Regions from separate parts of the Homo sapiens genome. Here region 2 is linked to region 1. A link is a loop called in an ENCODE intact Hi-C map of the cell type or tissue named here. Cell type or tissue: dorsolateral prefrontal cortex. All regions are shown on one strand.

Evidence for each region. A loop is a pair of places that touch in the nucleus more often than their neighbours do. Peaks named below come from ENCODE experiments on the same cell type or tissue, not always from the same donor. Only the 100,000 strongest peaks of a DNase experiment are listed, where the experiment ranks them.
Region 2: a loop joins it to region 1, with 7 times the contacts of the local background. A loop is called at or near these places in 19 of 110 quality-filtered maps.

Annotation. Positions count from the first base shown.
Region 1 is chr7:40,325,741-40,333,740 of GRCh38, reverse strand. All of the region lies in intron 9 of SUGCT (succinyl-CoA:glutarate-CoA transferase), which reads right to left. Among named protein-coding and RNA genes, the nearest start is that of SUGCT, 190 kb to the right of the region's middle. In dorsolateral prefrontal cortex, CTCF peaks have their summits at 3,783 and 4,001 (motif pointing left); no DNase peak of the experiment used is centred here; H3K27ac peaks cover 535 bases.
Region 2 is chr7:40,760,318-40,768,317 of GRCh38, reverse strand. All of the region lies in intron 13 of SUGCT (succinyl-CoA:glutarate-CoA transferase), which reads right to left. Among named protein-coding and RNA genes, the nearest start is that of LINC01450, 220 kb to the left of the region's middle. In dorsolateral prefrontal cortex, a CTCF peak has its summit at 4,843; a DNase peak (open chromatin) is centred at 7,127; H3K4me3 peaks cover 455 bases; H3K27ac peaks cover 495 bases.

The DNA.
Region 1 (8,000 bases):
CACTAAATTATATATATGTGTGTATTTTATAAATATTTATATATATATATATATATATATATATATATATATTTTTTTTTTTTTTTTTTTTTTTTTTTTTTTTTGAGACAGAGTCTCGCCCTGTCACCCAGGCTGGAGTGCAGTGGTGTGATCTTGGCTCACTACAACCTCCACCTCCCGGGATCAAGCAATTCTCCTGCCTCACCCTCCCAAGTAACTGGGGTTACAGGTCCATGCCCCCACACTGGGCTAATTTTCATATTTTTAGTAGAGATGTGGTTTCGCCATGTTGGCCAGGCTGGTCTCAAACTCCTGACCTCAAGTGATCCACCTGCCTCAGCCTCCCAAAGTGCTGGGATTATAGGTGTGAGCCACCACGCCCGGCCACTAAATATACTATTATTATTACATACTGACCATGTGTTTCCTCATTCACAGAGAATATATTTGTCCAGCATTATTTTATACATTTTCTTTACTGTTTTCATTATATTCAATCTGTTTTCATCATTCTGTACATAAAATGTTATAATTCCACTATTTCATCCAACCCTGATGCTCCTAAAGATTTCCTAACCCAGCAGTAGTAGTTTCCATTAGTTTCTACTAATTTACTCCTTCTACCAAGATTATGAAAGGAAAATGGAATCAGGATACTTACTTGCCACCAATCATTCTATCCATTCTTTTTTTATGCTTTTAGCATTTACGTATCTAATATGCATATAAATACTTGGGGACTATACGTTTCTACAAAACTGTTAATTTGCTGTCTAGATGGATGGATGATTTTGCCATGCCCAACACACCACCTTCATCCAATACACCACTAAATCCTCTTCTCCTGTCACTACTCCCTCCACTGCCTGACACCATAACCCTAGCAAGGTCTGTGTCAAATTGGGTCTCATGCTTCCTCTGCACTTATCAACTTTCTCCCAGTTTTTAGGTTAAACCCTAAACTGCCACTTAACAGATTCACTACACACAGAGCTCATTTTCTGGCCCCCCACATTAATGCAACACCTCAATGCACCATTATGTTTGCTGAACAAACCTCAGATTCTTTTGCAGTCTACACAGTAACACTATTATAAGTTTTGTTCCCTGCCTCCCAGCTTCTTTGAACTAGGACTGAACTTACTGATTTGATTCCTACAATGGAAACAGGAATGACATGGTAGGCAAAAAAGAACAATCCACACCCCTTCTAAAGTTTCTTGAGATGCATTTTAAACAATGACTAGAAATATATCTTAAATTTAACTATGTAAAAAAAAAAAAACAAAAAAAAAAATCCAATGCAGATTCCAAAAGTCTAACAAGAAAGATGAGTTTATTTTTAAGATACATAATGCTCTTAATTCTTTAATATTGTATTCTTCTTCTATTTGAGACAGCACACTACTAATACAGGTGATGTCACATCAGAATCTCCATCATTCTTCATCAGTGGCATATTATCAAGCGAAACCATGGGGCTGTTTATGATGGAAGTGCAAAGATTCTTACTAGGATGTTTTCAGGATGAGAGATCTCTTCAGACTTCCTTGAAGTTGTTTTCCAAGACTGCTGCTAACCAAGTAATGTTCTGGTGACCCCAAGGTGTCAGTCATAGCTATTCAAAGTCTAGAGGTCCTCCCTGAACCAAAAATGGTCATTCCAAACCAATAAAGATAATAAAGAACAGACAATCTGGAATTTATGTGGCAAACATTCAATAAGAATTTGGCAGTTTGCTTCTAAGAGTTTGTTTCTCTTTAGAAATAAAGCTTAAATCAGTGACTATGCCATTTGCAGTTTAAATGGCCCAGCCTGTAAGATGGCTATACTAACAACACTAACGGTGCTAACAATTCTACTGAGCTTGATCACCATGAGGGAAATTTTCATTGAGAATCTCAGTGTGGAACTTCTCTCCCAGTTACTGTTCTAGGATTCACATGTTTCCCTGCCCCTCTACCAGACTACCAATCTGCTCCCCACTGACCCACACCATTGTCATGAACACATTGGCCAGGCAGAGGAAAAGGAAGACTTCTCCATGACCCAGAGCTCCACTCTGGTGGACAAAACCTATAGGAACAAGGACTCCTGGCAGTTGATGAACTGGGTTATCAGCTGGGAGATAAAGATAGCAGCAGGCCTGCGGTCTCTGAGCTCGTGTAGTACTGGCAGTCACAGCTACCGGCTACTGAACATATGCTATGTGCCAGACCCTATGCCACATATTTTAAATGCACTGTCCTGTGACTTGTCACCAGGTAGTAATATACCTATTTTATACATGAAGAAATTAAGGATCAGTGAGATGAAGCAATGTGCCAAGGTCTGTCTGACTCCAAAGCTCATGCATGCTTTTAAACACTACACCTAAATGTGCTGCTATCTCTAGCAAGTTGAGTCTCAGCAGCAACAAGTGAAAAGAAAAAGGAAAAAAAAATTCAGCAGTAAAGAGGATGGGTGTGTAAAATACTATCACTGAAGAAGTAGATGTTTAGACTGTGCCTAAGAATAGGAATGGGCATTTTAGGCTTGTTTTCCATGATTTAAATCAAGCTTGTCCAACCCGCAGCCCCCAAGCCGCATGTGGCCCAGGACGCTTTGAATGCCCAATATAAATTCATGAATTTTCTTACAATATTACGAGATTTTTTTTGTGATTTTCTTGTTTAGCTCATCAGCTATCTTTGGTGTTGCTGTATTTTATGTGTGGCCCAAGACAATTCTTCTTCTTTCAATGTGGCGCAGGGAAGTCAAAAAATTATCTAAATTTTAGATAATGTTTTAGAAAAATAAAATTCATTTTCACTAAAATGCTTCAAAATTAATTCTGTTTCTGGTCATAAGGAATCACATCAGAATAAATGATGTTAGAAAAGACCCTAAAGCTTAGAAGTAATTACTATGGTGACCTTAATTATTTGAACAAAAGAAAATTATATGTAAGCTAAAACTGTATTGTTTTTACATCAATAAAACCATTTTCTTGGCTGAAATTACCCAAACCAAGTATTTGCCACGCATTTAGTGATATAAAGTAAATAAATGCCCCCCCATCCAGAAGAGGAAATACACACACTCACAAAACACACTCAAGCACACACAAACACTTGCTACTTTATGACTTGTTTGCTAACCTTGTTAACTGAAACAGAGGAAAAACCATGCCGGACTTAGAGGTAGGAGCGTTTGCCAGCAGGTAATTTCTTTCAAGAACTAACTTTTCTCAAGCTAGGCATCCGGCAAAAAAAAAAATCGGATCTTCTAAAGCATAGTCCTTACCCTCTTCACCCTTCTTTCCTAATATGCAGACCTAACCAGTTGTTAACAGGACCTTTCCTAGGAACCTCATACATCTCTAAATGTATATCTTCTCCCTCAGGATATTACTTTACCTGTAAATGTCCCTATATTCACCTTCATGGCTGAAACTAACTCCCTACAAGATTACATTTGGGACATTATTTCCTAAGCAGACTCAATCTTCTTTATAAAACTTCCCTTGAGACACCTCACACACTCAGAAAGGTCAGCACTTCCTCCAACAATCACATCTTAGAGGCTGATGCTAATTTCAGGATACAGCCTTGCTTCCTTTCTGTTCTCAATAATGTCTACGGAGATCAAATCTGTATGTTTATTCTGTGTTGCTGTGCTCAGAAGCCCAGGATGCTGTTCTCTCAGTGAGCCTGTCACAGCATCTGCAGTGTATTCTCTGCTGAGGTTATATAATGACAGACTAACCCATGCAACAGGGAAGACAGTAGGCAGGAGTGCCAATCCAAAAAAATGGAAATCATTCCCAGGAATCTCTCTCCAGGACTTTGAACCATAGAGAATGATAGTTTTACCTTAAATAATCAATGTGTATATCAGTAGCTGTAAGGATGGGGAGGAAATCATCTAATAATAATATGATCATGTTCAGGGATTCTTGCAAATCCCCATTGAAAAATCCTGTCCCATTACCAGGTTACAAGAGTGACATCTAGTGGACTCATATTAGAATGACAACAAGGGTCTAAGGAAAACAAATCACCTGTGCACACATCTTGTTAAAATGCAGATTCTGGTTCATTAGAATGAATCTATTACTTCTAACTTCCAGGTGATGCCAATGCTGCCACTCCATAGACTACTCAGTGTCACTAGGACCCAGAGCATTTCGCACCTGCTTTCACCCTCAGGCGAGAAGGAGGAGGGGGCACTTGAGAGTAAATACTTTCCAGGTGAAAAATAGGCCAAATGAATTATTAATATAATTCTGTATAATGTTCCTATTTCACTAGCACCACTCAGCATGCACACGTACCATTTCCTGTCTGGGCAGGGTCCCTGAAGCAGTACTCCTTTTCCTAAATGCCAGAAGCAAACTTAAGAAGGAAACAGCCTATTTCACAGCCATACTTATACATCAACATGATTTGTTCAAGTCTCCAGTACAGATTCACTTCAGTACTTAACATCTTACAGGCTTTCTACCATTGTTATATTATTTGCCTAATATTAAACTATAATAGTAATTGGTACCATATCAGAACTCAGTTATTTTCCCCCCAGGCAGCCTGCACCTGAACTGAGATCTATCAGGGTACTGTGTTGGTGCTAAGCACAGCTACTCAGAATTTCAACAAGATTTGCACTGGACACCCCTAGGAACAAAACAGGACATGTAACTACATGCGAATCCAACTGTTTCCATAAACTAGTCCTGTGTGATTTATTTGAGCTAAAGAGCCCTGACCTCCACACAGAGCCACCAGGCTAGACTCTTAGCTGCGAGGTAATGTGCGTGTCCCTTCAAAGAGGAGCTATGCCAGGCCTCACCCAAACTCTTCCCACCTAGGCCTCCACCTTGGGTAGATTTGAACCCATTCTTTGGTTTTAGGTCCACAGTTCTAGGAACGACAACAATGATTTCCAGCACTGAAGGAAATCAGTCTCTTTTCTCCAAAACACATACACATACACACACATACACACACATGCACACACATACACACACATACACACACACATACACATGTACAAAACCCACTTTCTTGTTCAATAAAGTCCTTCAGTACAAGATGATCGATCTAGGACAAGTAATGAGTTTTAAGCAGTGGAATCCCTGTTTCAAAAAACTACCAGAAGGTGGAATTGTTCTGGTTGAAATGGGGTGTGAATACTTAGAAAACTGTCTACTTGGTTTCTACCCAGGCTATCCCCCTCCTTAGGCCCTGGAATACTCCTCCTCATGTCCCAAATATTCCTTCCCATCCCAGCTCTGTCCCCACACTACCAAACTCCAGAAATACAGGTTGAAAACTAGAAACGATGAGTCTCACAACAGCTAAAACCATCCCCAACTCCTATATTGCTCAAGGACTGTTCTCATTAAATAGATGGAACTGTTAATAGGTAGAGTTGCTTCACTATACCATCACTTACTTATGAACCTAATACCATTTTAGCATATGCGACCAAAGGATTTATTCAAAAGATGTACAACCTGATTTCTGAAGGAAATTTGCTTTTAAGTCATAATTAAGGATCCCTGTGATGAGTAAACAACAGAATTGTTTATACCTCTTGAATTGCTCTTGGCAGTCCTAAAGGGGAAATTATGTAGAGGAAAAGGTCACATAATTATTTCTCAAAAGTAGGATAAAGATAGAAAATGAAACTAAACATGCAGCATTGTATCATCTGCCTATACAGTACAATGAGCTCAAGTCCCCCTGCCTCAGTTAGAATCCCAGTTATACCATGGACTTGTGACCCTGCACAAGTTATCTAAACTCTCTATGCCTCAGTTTCCACATGTGAAAGTGGAGATAATAGCAATAACTATTTTAAGGGCTGTGGTAAATATTGATTTAATATATGTAAGATATTTAATAACACAGTAATCATTGATAAATGTTACATCTGATAATTATTATAGTGATTAAGATAATATTACTAGAACTAATGACTGAATATTCAAAATGGCCTTTGATTCTTTTAGATAATTTTAGCCAAATATGTTAGGCATAGAAAATATAAAAACACATTAGTTCTGCACATATATTAAGAATACAAGAAAAGCCGAAAAAATCTTAAAGGAACTAGGGATTTACTACTTTTACTTTCCTTGCACCACCTTCTATTTTACCTCTTAGCGAAACACATTTAAAACACTATATGTCAGAGGGAATTCTGAGTTTAAAAAATCATAATAGTCTTTGAACAGTTGTAAGTGCATTTATTCTTTGTGCAATAGTTACCCTTGGACATCATGTTACCTTATTTATGTTAACTTCAGAAATTTTGTTTTAAATCAAAGACAGCCAAATCTTTCCTAAGAAGTAGCCCAGAGGGTGGCAGCTATTATGCCGCAGCTGGCACATCTGCCTTAATTTTACCTGCTCCTGGACTGCCCAGTGACCTATATTCTTCAGACTGTGGCAACCTCCTGGCCAACTGGTTCCAAATTTAACCAGGATCTTCAAACAAAAGATTTTGTCTTGCTTTAACAAGAATCCCAAATCCGTAAGGATCAAGGCATACACAAAGGCAAATATTCAAAAGCTACCTGGCCAAAAACTTTAGAACTAAAGGGGCTGGGGGTTCATACAATCCATGCCTTAATTTACCAGAAAACCAACTTTTGAATATTCTAACTCATCAGTGCTAATTAATCAAAAGTTTGTAGAAGCCTCTGAAATGTAATCTAATGTCTTTGCTATCACCTACTCTTTCGTTCCCAATAAATCTCCAAATATTTTTTAATGGGTAAGCATTATCGACATTCTTTGCAATTTTAAGGGTATAAAAACAAGTGTTTAAAATATTCTATTTCCTTCACTTTTTAAAACCAAAAGAGAAATCTCCACAATTTTTTGCTCTTACAAAGGTGAGTATATATTTTTTATAAAGGTAGGTTCCCATCTTGTGGGCTTCTCAGAGATTACTCCTGAAAATCATTTTTGTCATGGTTCCTTTTGTTAAGTATGAATCTATACCCAATCTCAATTAATTAAACCATTCAATAAACTAGAAGCCTTACTCCCTGTAACAACTGAGTGATGCTGCCATACATGATTCTCCTCAAACTCTATTAATTTTAATAATGCTATATTTGGACAATGAGCTGAAGGCTACAATTTCCGAAAAAGTTCTACAAAGAGTTTTTTTAAAACAAAATTACCACAGCGTGTTGCCCTCTTTTCTTCTCTAAAAAATGAAAAGAAATTAAGCTAAAAATCCCATAAAGTTTAAGAAAGAAATTCAGCTCTGTTTATTTATTTACTCTGCCCCTAAGCTTCTATGGGTAGTTTTCATAGAGACTATTTCATATTTTCATAGAAACTATTATTCACAAAAGCTATAATTATTAGTTCAACACACCAATAATAACAGGAGCCACCTTTTATTGAGGGCTTTCTAGAGTCAGATGCTGCACAAAACACTTAGTACAATGATCTCTTTTAATTCTCCAGGCCTGTCTGACCCCAAAGCTCAAGTTCTCCCAACTTTCCCTGCTATATTGCCTTTGAGTCCCTTGAAATCAAGGGCCCAGTTCTTCCTCATTTGGAGGCTTTCAGGACTAAAACACTGCCTACCCCACAGGGTACTCAAGAAATTATGTTTTAATTGGTTTGTCAAGAGTCATTTGAAAGCAATGTACTGAAACCATGGTAGGGGGAAACCTACACTTGCCCTACAGCTCATAATTCAAAGATACTTCTGTAGCAAGGCCAGCTATTAGGTTTGGTACCCACTAGAATCATAATAAACTTGACATTTGTTAAAGAGATAATGGAAACAGATTAGAAGAATTCTAGAATCTGCCAAAAACAAACAAAAAAAAAAGACGCACATCCATGATGCATCCAGCTTAGTTTGGATACAGTCAGAAAAGAAATTTGTTTTTGTTTTGTTGTTGTTGTTTGTTTTGTTTTGTTTTGAGACGGAGTTTTGCTCGTCGCCCAGGCTGGAGTGCAATGGTGCAATCGCAGCTCACTGCAACC
Region 2 (8,000 bases), 430 kb before region 1:
TTCCTGCAGATTGCTGCTGTGAACCCTCCTTGAGCAGCCACTGCCTCTTCCACTAAAGCTGTGCAGAGTTCTAAGAAATAGGTAGTGAAGCAGCCTGAGGCCCCTGACTATGGAATCTTACCTGCTGAATGGAGGAGAAGAAGCCCAAGACTGAGCTGAAAACCTTATCTGGATAATATGCTGCTTGGTTTTCTGCCCTTTAATTCTCCTCCCCAATTTCTACAGAGCCTGGGACCCTGAGGGAGTATGGGGCATTCTTGGTCCAAGCTCAGATGACCCATGGCCAGTCCTCACTATGTCTTCAGACGCAGTCATGGTGCTCAAATGTGTCCTGAAATGAATTCCTACCTTTTGTTCAAGTTTTGAAAAGTCTGCCTTCTTCCCTTGGTCTCAGTTCCACCCTTAAAACTATTCTGGTAACTGTGTCCTTCCAGGATATGGGAAAATCAATGATTCCATCTCGTTCTTGGCTTTTTCTTTCTTAAATGTCAGGAATTGAATTCTGCTTTTGAATACTGGCCTTGTGGCTGAGGCCCTGCTATCCAGAAGGATTTACCTGAAGCCTCTGTCTTACCTATTTGCTAGGATTCTGTGATGTTTCTTGAACCTACGATCTCTGTGTGTTTTGTCCACTGCCTATCAGGGCACCTTTTCATCTCTTGCTAAATCTTCTGACACCATATTTACCAGTTACTGTGCCCCACCTGATGGGTCAGCATTCTTTCCATTGCCCAGAGGTAGGCCATCCTCTGCCACCACTCTGACCCACACCAGTTGGCCTGCCCAGTTCCAAGTTCTCACATCCATGGGCTGCTCCATCCTAATTAGGCAACTAACCCTGTCACTCTCCTCTGTGGTTTCATATCAGATCTGGGTCCCATGAGAGACCCTTTGGACCAATAGCATTTTGAAAAATGCCCCATTCAGATAGGTTTGGGAATGTTAGGGCTTAGGAATACCATATAGTTTTCTTTTATATCATGTGATTTACATTCTATGGGCATATATTTTGGGTACAAAACTCTATACAGATGGCTTTTTTAAGTTACAGGAATTAATATTACACCCTTTTGAGAAAAATTCTATGAAGACGCCACCTATGTTTTTTGTTTTTCTTTAATGCAGGGGGTCAATTCCTGTAAGCCAACTTGTTTTTAGTGTTGTGGTTTAAGTAGACTTTTCTCTTCCTTTGCAAAAGATAGATTCAAAAGTCTTAAGTCACTGGAACATTTTCAAAAGCATGTAATAAGTAAATAATCCAGACAGTACATATCTAAACATTTCTTAGGTTAGATGTGGAGATATTGCTGTTATGTAATCATCATCATCAATATAAGGCCTCCTTAAGTGTGGGCACCAGTTTTCATGCCTTTACTACTATATCCAGGCTATCGCTTTCATCCAATATTGTTAAATTCCCCATAGTGCAAATTAAATGTCACATACACAGTAATAATACCAGTAACTTACATTTGTATAACACTTAAAGTATTTGACTTGGAATTTCAAAATATGTCACGTGAACACATATCCACCTCAAACTGCATATATAGGCCAGGAGGATAGGATTGGATTGCTTATATGAAAAATATGTGTATTTGCTAAAATCTACAACTGACTACTGGTTAATTTTCAAATACTCCAGCAGTTCTCTATACATACCCTAAGAGAATATGGCAGGAAAAAATTATTTGCTTCAAAGCTTAATTCTTAGTAACATATTGAAGTTTACAATTTCTATTAGGAAAAATACTAAATTGACAGGATTTGCAGGAATTTAGATTTGCAGGAACAAAGAAAAAATGACAGGAATATCCATATATTAAATAAAGATTTTCCCAGCACTTTGGGAGGCCGAGGCAGGTGGATCACCTGAGGTCAGGAGTTCGAGACCAGCCTGGTCAACATGGTGAAACCTCATCTCTACTAAAAATACAAAATTAGCTGGGTGTGGTGGCATGTGTCTGTAATCCCAGCTACTCAGGAGGCTGAGGTGGGAGAATTGCTTGAACCCGGGAGGCAGAGGTTCCAGCGAGCAGAGATCACGCCACTGCACTCCAGCTGGGACAACAGTGTGAGACCCTGTCTCTAAATAGATAAATAACTAAAGATTTAAGGTTGAATTTAGTTATACCAGGACTGACAACAGGATTTGTATATAGATGATATGTATCACTTTTTCTACACTTTTGAGGGCTTCATGGTTTCAACTATATTATGTTGGAATTCAAGTATAAAAAATTATATTACAACAGAGTTCTGTTGTCTTTAAATAGGAGAGCACCGAAATAAACTTTTGCCTTTTCCCACCTCACACGAAAGGTTGAATGTTGACATTTCCTTTCATATATGTGAAGCATTTAATAAAGGTAAAAAAGAGTAGTCCAAAGAAAATACATGGCTGAAAACTTAGAGGGTGATGCTTGATATTCAAGAAAAGAACAGGAAGGGGCCTTGTGGTCAGAGGGTTTCCCTGCATCTGAGAGAAGGCGCCCTGGTTGACTGGGTGAAAGATTTAGACTACTTCAGAAACTGCTCAAATATGAGTATCTCCTCTACTTCTTTTTAACTCATGAATTCCAGTTTCTTCCCCCTGTATGGGCCTTCCCTTGGTCTTTATTATTACCTCCTAAACCCTTTACATAAGGACAAAGGAAACTTAAAAGATAAAGAAGAACATAATTGGCAATTTATATTGGTTTAGAAACCTCTTTTTCTAAATAGCTCATTTTTCTTTCAGCTCCATGAATACCCAAATCGTTAAAGTAGATGACTTTATAATAGTTCGTTATTTTTTATTTTTTATTTTTTATTTCAGGAGAAAAACACAGTTTTTAGGGTTTTTTTTTTTCTTTAATGGCATGTCCCTGAAAGCATTTGTATCAGGCTCTTCAGATTCCAGGAAGGAGTTTGAATGTAAAGAGACCAAGAAGCATTTTCAAGCCATTTTTTTTGTTTATTTAGTTTACTTTTTTTGAAATGAAGAGAATCCAATTCCATAGAAAATACCTTGGTATTTCAACTGGAATGAGAACCTCTGGTTTGGAGAGTCCACAGTTCTAATCTGATTTAAGACCAAATGTATTTACATGACAGTTGTTTGTATTTGTCTTACTGGAAAATTTCACAACTAAAGATTTAGAAAAAAGGATCAGAAAGAAAATTATCTGTAATTCACTACAAATGAAGAGAAATTAACTAATAAAAACTATTGTTAAATCTCATTGAATCTAAAATGCCAAATATGAAATAAGCTGTCACTTACACATTCTGAGAATGTAGGGACTCTACTGCTATAAGCTGGCAAAGGAGATTATGAAACCCCACTATACCATTCTGATTATAACTTGAGATACCATAAGCACAAAGAACCTCTAGGATTGGAATACTAGAGAAAGAGGAGCCTCCACACCACAGAAAGAACACTGCAGCCCCAACCTGTGGCATGCTTGGAAGAACTGTGTGTGAGTCCCAGCTGTGATCTTACTCCTCTCCAAGAAATTGACAGCTCACCTTGTACAGAAGGTAGCAGAGGGATGAAATAGGATTGGAACTACCTCTATCAGGAAGGTTGACAGGGAAAACTCCTTAGCCAGTTCAATGCAGTAAAACAGCCCCAATTAAGCTTCATTTAACAAATATAATCTTTGGGATTATATTGTTTGGTTTCAGACTCTACTCCACCCTACTCTCTTGAATTGATTCCAGAATAATTGTTTAAGTCACTTATTTTTTTTTAACCTTCCTGTCAGGTCTGTTTTTTCCATCAGTACTAATATACCATTTATATTTTTTTTGAAGAAAAGAAGAAAGCCTTATAAAGATAGCCAAATAAGATGATATATATCATCTCTGCTTAAATCCTGCTATGGAACTGAATTCCTCATATTTGAAATGTGTCCCATGAATGTAAAAGACATAAGCAGTCAGTCCTGATGGCTAAAAAAGGTGAATGAGGTAACAGTAACACTGATGGGCTGTTTGTCTCAAATGTCCCATAAATAGAAATGTGAAATTAATTTTTTTCAATCTACATTCTCTCTACTCAAGGAACAAACTCCTCAGTGGTGAGCTGAGGTAAGGCATTTAACAGGGAATGGTTGGAATTTGAGTTGTCATTTCCATGCTCATATTTGGGAACTTCTTGCAGAAATAAAAAGTATACTTAAGTGCTTATTTCCAAAGTTTGCTGTGCAACTCAAGAACACAGGACCACACTTTTTTTTGGTGGGGGTGCTTTCTGTTTTCCACTTTCTAATTGAGCCTATTGAAAAGACCTCCCTCTGCTGTATATATGCTGCAGGACAGTTGGGGAAGAGCTTTACCCTAGGCCTGCTGTTGCAACAGCTGGTGGCTTTGGCATTTTCATATAAACACGCAAGCCGAAGAAGAATTTCTCCTTTCTAATTGGCCCCATTCCCCCCTTCCTGGGACATTCCACAATGCCACCAACAATGAAGTGCTCAGAAAGGAGGAATCGTTTCTGTTTATGTGAAAATAGATCCTAACTCCACGAGTGAAGGGAAGAAATAACACAAAGCTTCAAAGACCACAAAGAGAAGTTATAATCAAATCTGGATGCTGTTTCTGAGATCTGGCAGTTCTCCTCCATATACCATATGAATGCCCGGTGAGCTGGAGCCAACCGCCCTTCCTTCTAGCCTGGCCAATCTCATTCTCTGTGCAACCTTGGGCAAGCTGCTTGCTGAAGCCATGCCACAGGATTATCTGTGTCAAGCCTGAGTAACACCCCTGGTGACCACCCACTCTCAAACATGAGCGAACCATTTCACTCTCAGGAGTGCTTCATATAAACTAAGCCTAAAGTTTATAAAAGTGATAATCAAAAAATGCCTTCAGGAGGCAGTAGAGCATCGCAATAAAAGGGCATGGATTTCTGAGTAACTCAGAAGTGAATGCAAATTCTGACTCTGTGACTTTCTAGTTATGTGACCTTCCTCGGGCTATTTAATTTATCTGAGGCTCAGTTTGCTCACCTGTGAAATGAGGATTCTAATGCCACACCCCGAGAGTCCATGTGCTGATTAAATACTCCTGTATAAAGCACCTAATTCATATTCAGGCTCACTAAGTGTTAGCGAGTGTTATCAGGTGTGCCCTACAACTAGCCTTATTGTGGCTTACACTATCAGGTGTAGCTCCACATACAGTATAATACAATGCATAAAATTTTTTATGCTGGCTGGGAGGGGTGGCTCATGCCTGTAATCCCAGCACTTTGGGAGGCAGAGGTGGGAGGATCACCTGAGGTCAGGAGTTCATGACCAGCCTCGCCAACATGGTGAAACCCCATCTCTACTAAAAAAAAATACAAAAATTAGCTGGGCATGACGGTGGGCACCTGTAATCCCAGCTACTCAGGAGGCTGAGGCAGGAGAATAACTTGAACCTGGGAGGGATAGGTTGCAGTGAGCTGAGATCATGCCAGTGCACTGCACTCCAGCCTGGGCAACAGAGTGAGATTCCGTCTCAAAAAAAAAAAAAGAGAGTTGTTTTATGCTTCTTACCGTCAAAGATATTACTATAATTCAGCTTGGGGGAAAACATGTTTGGAGGCTTCAGGCAACCTGAATTATAGCAAATTAAATAGTTTTCTCTATTTTTCAATCTCTGCTCCTAAGAAATATGAAAATGTATGCATCCTTTTTAAAGAAAAATAATCTGTTGACACCAGGATGTTATCAGGAAGAAAAGTACCTTTCCAAGTCTTTATCCAAATAACACAACTGATTTCTCCGTATCATGGCAGCCAAATCACCCCTACTGTTAAATACTGTTTCCCTAATATACTTCAAGTTTCCCTTTTGGTGGTAAAAGCCTGTTTCTTCTCATTTGCCACATTAGGCAATTAATTGGGTATTTATAGGCAGCTATCATAAACCTCACTGTCACCGCTACTAGTCATACATCTTAAATTCCCCACATCTTGCTACTTAAAACCTACCCCTTAATCACCTCATCATCTTTGTCACATTTTTAAAGTTTCCTTCCACTTAATCAACTCCATTTTCTAAGCTAGAGTACGAACAATTGTGCAGAATTCTCCTCATGCAGCTTTACTGAGGCTCAATGAAGAGGAAATGTTTTCTTCTTAAGTGATTTCTTTAGATCCCAGGATAGTTTCTGCTTCTAGTGCAAGAGCATCACCGTGTGAGCTATTCCTGATCTGCACGTCAGTGTTACCTTCAATCCATTTCCATTATTAATGCCTTTCCTTGTCAAATGAAGCTCTTCTGGTGGGGGCTGAGCCCACTAGGAGTGAAATCACCGCCCCCCACTGGAGGTCTCTTACCACACAGGTTCCCCGGGGCGTGCTCCTGGCCAACCCTCTCCCGCCCAGTGTTCATGGGTATTCCGCTGTCATAGCAGAAAGAACCCACTTTGACGCTCCCCGGGAACATTGGACCCTTGAGCTAAAAAAACAAAAGAAAATCCTGACCCTCGGAGGACGGTCAGTTTTCTTATTTGGTTTCCTCTCCCTTTGTTAGCACAATCCAGCCAATTTCTCCAGTAAATGACCATTACAACTTGTCTCATGTGGCTCCAAGGGACACATGTTCCTAGTGGGGTGACCCAAAAATCACTTTTCCACAGGATGTTAATAAGCGCTCTGAGGGAAAAAGGGCTCTGCTGTCAAATAACTGCAGGAAAGATGGTCTTCGATATCTCCCTCTTAGGCAAACACATTTCAGACTATCAATGCTTCTGAGAAATGTCAAAGTAAAGAAAATTCACTGACCTTTGCCTAATGCAGGTTTCCCAAAGTTGTTTGACAAAAGGGTCATTTTGTGGTGGGACAACTATTACTATTTCAGAAAACTAGGGTCCTCTAGGCAAGGAACATTTAGGAAATGCTGTGCTCTATCATGGGCCCCTCTCTAATTTCCCATAATTAAGCTGTTACAGTGTTATCTATGACCTCTGCATTATTTTCACCTGCATGAACTGTCTGAAAATAATGATTTTGGAGGAGGCTTTCACACTGCGTGGTCTCCATTGACTTTATACACAAAATATTTATCCAAGAGCTCCTACTTGGAAAACAAACAAAGGGGCCAGTTTAGCCTCACGTCCATCTGGCAGTGGCAGCCTCAGGATCTCCCAGTCCTCACTGTGTCTTATTTGACTGGTCACTGTCACATGCCCCATTACACAGTGCTTCTTGTCAGCCAGGACTTGGCACAGAGTAAACACTGGATAAACATTTGTTAAACGAAAGGATGATTTGTTTTATGTTATTTCTTAGAGAAACATGCGTGATTGTTTCAAGGTTTAATGGTTGAAAAATTAATGATGTGGCTAGTTTTATTTTTCCCCAAGACTACTTGTTACTGTAGATGAAGCTACGAGTTTATTAACTATCTATACTGTGTTTCCACTTAATCCTTCTATGTGCTGAGCACTGGACATTTATTATTATTTAATTATTATAAGTTGCAGTGAGTATTTGGTCTTCCTGTCACAGATAAGAAAGCTGCCACTGAAATACGTGAGACAGCCTGTCAATGATCTCCAAACATAAATTGCAAAACCAGGCTTTGAGCTCAGGTCTCGGTGACTAAGCCTACATGCTCTCCATTCTAGCCTATTTTGTATGCACACCACACATGCATTCTACATGTACACATGAAAACATCATAGAAGTTAATTAATATTTTTATGAATCATATTTTTGTTGTAGCTGAAAATGTATATAGCATGAAATTTACCATTTTGACCATTTTTAAGCGTACACTTTAGTGGCACTAAGTACATTCACATTGTTGTGCAACTATTATGCCATCCATCTCCAGAACTTTGTCATCTTCCCAAAGTGAAACTCTGTATTCTGTAAACACTAACTGGCCATACCCCTCTCCCTCCAGCCCCTGACAATCACTATTCTACTTTCTGTGTCTATGACCTTGACTACTCTAAGTACCTTATATGGAATCACGCAGTATTTGTCACTAATTTACTTTTAAACTTTTCTGGCCATA